2 separate regions of the Homo sapiens genome follow, and region 2 is linked to region 1. Evidence: read pairs that join two places in POLR2A ChIA-PET (ENCODE). Cell type or tissue: PC-9. All regions are shown on one strand.

Region 1 (2,500 bases):
TATGAGTTACATTCAAGTATACTTAAAAGGTGACCTTTCAGTTCATTCTCAAAATCTTGGCCTGTGCTCTATGAATGGCAGGCCACTAACTTTAGACATGCTGTTGTGGTTCATTTTAGGCTTCCTTGGTTGCAGTACAGAAGATGCAATGCCAGCAGTGCTTTTTCAGGAGCTCCCTCTGAAGAAGATCATGGCTCAGTTACCATGGACACCAAGAAGCTATGCAGCTTTTTATTCTTTTTACTTCCTTCATTATGTGCCCTCCCAGGAAATATATTTTCATTAGTAACTAGGTTTTGAAACTTTTGCCAAGACACCAGCCTAACCTATTGCTCTCTAAACAAATACCTTCAGTATCTAATACATAGGTATATGCCAGTCTGAGCCAACTGTGCTATTAGGAAACTAATAAATACTCCTTTGCTTCCTATTTAATGAGAAAAAGCACGACAATATTGCTCATGCCAGATCAGGTTTTGATTGGTATGTGCTTATCCTTCATAAACAAATGTATTTTATATGAAAAACCACAGGGGAAATATTTTTATTTATTTTATTAGTTGTACAAAAGCCATGTTGGCAACTGAAGAACCAATAAAATAAAATTGTCTCATGTGGTTCTTATTATGGAATCAAATAGTAATGTAAAAGGCAAGCACACACCAATCATAATTCCATCTGGCTGAAAGAACAGGAAAATGTGGCTCCATTTTCATTAGGAAAAGGAGGCATATATTTCATAATGTGTTCAAATGTGGCTCTAAAGGTACTCCCAGTACACTACTGCATTTTGTACCACTCATGGGGTGCCATATCTACTGATGCAGGTTAATGTAATCAAAGTGACTTGAAAGGAGAGGACTGCTGTTAGCCTTGCATCTGCATTAATAGAGCACCAACAGAAGCTAGAGCAACATTTCTTGGCATTCTGGAAAGAAATGCATGTTGAACCAGTAAGCAATATGTATAGCCCTTGCAATATACACTTGGCATATTTGCAGCAAGTAAGTTGCCATTCATGTAACCACCAAAAATACATTCCAGAATGTTTACTCTTTTCAGTAAGCAGATAATACCATTCAAGCTCTGGACTTAAAAGATTGCATGCATAAATATTTTCTAAATTCCTTTAGTGCTGTTTTTGGTTTATCTTCAAGGAAATATAAGGGTAGCTATTATCAATAGAAGGTAGGTATTCATTTGTAAGAGGTTGGGTCAGCAAGACACTGCTCTATTGAATCATATCTGGGACAACATGGAGTGGTCATTTGGGCCTCTGGGAAGTGTGGCATGGAAGAGTAGTTCTTTATTAAGAACAAGAAAGTAGCTAGCCCTGAGAATAAAGGTTGATTTGCTTTGCTGAAACTGGTTTTCCAGCCTCTGTTGGTGATTTGTTTTTGAAGTCTTGCTTTTTTTTCTTTCTCTTAATCTGCTTGTGAGTAGATGACTAAGTGATCACGTCACCTAGAAATATGTGTGAGTCTCCTGATTTTTGACTCATGTGTGCCACAACTAGGATGGAATGATTTCCCTATCCTGAACTTGTTTGGGAGTGCAGAAAAAATGATGTAAGTTTTTGACATATTTTGTTAAATAGGTATGAGACTTATGTATGACACATTTACTTGGCAGAAAAGTAAGTGCAGGAGGGGATTCAAGTCACACAAAAGCTCTGGATTTATAATCCTACTTAAACATCTATACATTTTGTAAATTCACTTAAAATATAGAGTCAGCAGACAAAAATTGAAACTTATGACTAAAGTAAATGTTTTTGAAAAGTTAATATGGTGTTTTCATTAACAGCATCCATAATTACTAAATGTATCCAGAATCTATACTACTGGATGTGTTTATTTGGTAACCAAATGTCTGATCAAATATATTATTGGACCTGAAATAGCCTCTCCACTGGACACTAGTCAACCATAGAATATGACGTTTGGCTAGTATTCCTAAGAATCTAACAGTAGATGCTAAGTGGGAGGAAAATTTGTTTGCCTTCTTAGGGTTTAATTATACCTGGAACAATTGGAGGCCGTATATAAAAGGGACTGACCAGCTTCTGACACTATTTTTCTTCTTCTTTACTGAGAAAGGCTGACAAAGAAACACTAGTGAGGTCCTGGCTTTGGCATCAGGAAGTCCTGAATTTGAATACTTGATCTGCCACCTAATAACTGATTTATTAACCAGATGCTTTTCCTTTGGAAATCCAATGAAAGGATAGATCTTGAATATTTTTGCTTACCATTTTATCTCCAAACGATCATCCTGTGTAAGGCACAAATTAGATGTTCAATATATAGTATTAGGGAAAAAAAGTGAAGGTAAAAATATCTCTAAACTTAATTTTTCTTATTTTCCTAATTTATAAAATACTAACAGTTTTTTTTGACACAGGGTTTTTCTGTGTTGCCCAGGCTAGAGTGCAGTGGCACAATCACGGCTCTGTAGCCTTGACCTCCCAGGCTCCGACTATCCTCCCACCTCAGCCTCC
Region 2 (2,500 bases), 680 kb before region 1:
ATAAACAAATGTGCCAACATTATTTTGGCTAAACCTGGATTTTTTTTATTAATGCTAGGTATGATGGAAAAATGAAGGTACTCATTTTATACAGGCAAAAATATTTTTGCAAAAATGAAAAAATATTTTGAGGATTGTTATATTCCAGATATATTTTTATATTTTTAGCTACCATTTTGATACTGAAATCTGGATAAAAAATTAGGCTTCATGTTTTCCATTTAAGTCTCCATACCTGTCCTCAAAAATCACATTAATCCAGGTGTAATTGAATATGAATTTATAGAAGCACATGGGAAATGAAATTTTATGTCTAATTAGATATTTTTCACAGTTGGATGAGAAGCCAGTGTTTCAGTGTTTCCTGCCAGGAACCTCAATTTTCTAAGCCAAAATATGTTTGACATTAACCCAGGTTGCTATTACCATTAGACGTCAGTCTGAGCAGTAGTCCTTACTTGTCTGTGAAGTCTACAAGTATGGAAATCTCTTGTTTAGCCTGTATCTTCATCTACTATGTTCACTTAAAGTTTCCACGAATTGTTTATTTCATTAACTGAATATAGAAATACCCCCAGACAATTTTGTGTGTCTGTATGACCTCACACAAATGCATTATTTTGTTGGTTCACATGTTTTTCTTGAGTAGAAGCTTCCTTGTTTAGTACTTTTTATCCATAGGCACAGATGACTTCAGTGTGTGCTGAACTGGGAATCAGAAGAAAGTTATAGCCTTGACTCTGTTACTTGGAACCACTCTCTTTGCCCTGAGGCAAAAAAAAAAAAAAAAGAAAAAAAGAAATTTGTCCTCTGTACAGAGGTCTTTTGTGAGGCTTTAATGAGGTAAATGAAAACACTTTGGATATCCAAGCATGATAAGGATGTAAAGTGATGGTATATTTCTAATTCAAGTAGTGAAGGAAGATAAATATGCACTAGAGAGTGAGATTTTGCTTAAGATTTTGCTTAAGGTAAACAACTGCTTTGGTATAAGCTAACTAAAGAAATAATTTTTACATTTTGTATTTTCCAACCAAACAGAATCGGGACCAGTATTCACATCTGCTAAGTGATCATTTTCTGCCATACCAAGGTCATAATTCCTTCCGTGAGAAATATTTTAGTGGGGTAACAAAAAGAATTGCCAAGGAAGAAAAATCCACCCAGGAATGAAAATTAAGATTTTGACAATGAAGAAAGAATAAGAATTTGATTTAAAAAGACATCTGGATGTGAACTTTCATGTATGATCCAGAAAATAGGTACGGTTTTAAAATATTTTATATAGAAAAGCTACAAAGTAAATTGAGCAATGCTTTTAAAGTTATCTTTGTTTTATAGACTTTTTTGTTGTATGTATTACAGTCTTTATAATCTTATTTAATGTATATTTGTACTTTCAAGTACTGATGGAGATAGACTCAAAACAGTTATTTTTTTACAATTAATCTACAAAGGGAATTAATATTGTTGACTTTTAAAACATCTGCTGGATATATTATATGCAATTAATAGTAGTTAAGAATTTATTCATTTGGTAGATATGTTTATTTGGTTTTTGGTTGTCATCGATTTACATTGCCACTAATAAACCATATTGAGAATTTCTAAAATTGTGTCATATCTAGTTGTCTTCATGGGGGATGTGATGAGGGAAATAAATTTTTATTTAGAAATTCCAGACAAGGAAGGAATAACAATGCTAATAGTGATGATAAGAAAGGCTAAGACCTGACAACCTAGAAAGATTCCAAACTCCTTAAGGCCTGTCTACATTTGAAGCTCTTTTGTACCTTGGATTTGCTCCTGCATTCCTAACCGTTGACTGTTGCTCAAGTTAACTACCCACAATTTTTGGTTTAGAAAGTAACGGATAGTTAAAAGCAGTAACAGCAACACAAATGCTTGATGGTTCCTTAATGGTATTAAGCCTAATCAGTGCCCTTTGAAATAGAAGCTATATTTTTCTTGAAGGAGAAACTTTGCTGAGTCCACATTGTGTCCATCATGAAAATATCTTGCTTGAAAACCACTATACCCATTAATTCAGGATGCTAATAGCTTTCTTGCCTTTGGTGGTCAAATGTACCTCAGCAGGGTGGCAGTAAATGGATCCTCTCTCTCTAACCAGAGCCTGTATTTATTATTATTATTATTTTAGTGTTACTGCTGACTTTTATGGACTCAGAGTATTAATGTGCACAGCTTAGGACCTCTAAAAGTATAGTGCTGCCCAAGCAAAGAGACATCAGGCTATCTGCTTTGCTCTCTTTTTCTTGTCTTGCAGTTCAGGATTTCAGCAGCAGATCTCAAACATTTCACTGATTATTTTGTTTGGGTTTCTGGATGTGATTTGTGGTACACTGGGGGGAAATCTAAAAGTATTCAAGGATGATTTATTTTCAGTTTTTCTGTTTAAACCATCTTATTTAAAATGTTTCGAGGTTATATGGGAGGTGAGTTTGAAACTTTGTCACTGACTCAATTTGGAATATGAGAT

What was found. Peaks named below come from ENCODE experiments on the same cell type or tissue, not always from the same donor. Only the 100,000 strongest peaks of a DNase experiment are listed, where the experiment ranks them.
Region 2: POLR2A ChIA-PET joins it to region 1 with 5 read pairs; 1 of 35 experiments calls an interaction of 5 or more read pairs at or near these places.

Annotation. Positions count from the first base shown.
Region 1 is chr6:126,720,464-126,722,963 of GRCh38, forward strand. It overlaps LOC105377992 (a long non-coding RNA gene), which reads left to right. Exons shown (of 5, transcript XR_001743836.2): 5 at 120-1,365. Among named protein-coding and RNA genes, the nearest start is that of MIR588, 240 kb to the left of the region's middle. In PC-9, no CTCF peak of the experiment used is centred here; a DNase peak (open chromatin) is centred at 1,488; H3K4me3 peaks cover 360 bases; H3K27ac peaks cover 2,500 bases.
Region 2 is chr6:126,037,664-126,040,163 of GRCh38, forward strand. TRMT11 (tRNA methyltransferase 11) reads left to right here. Exons shown (of 13, transcript NM_001031712.3): 13 at 1,042-1,613. The coding sequence ends at 1,173. Among named protein-coding and RNA genes, the nearest start is that of TRMT11, 52 kb to the left of the region's middle. In PC-9, no CTCF peak of the experiment used is centred here; no DNase peak of the experiment used is centred here; H3K4me3 peaks cover 222 bases; H3K27ac peaks cover 796 bases.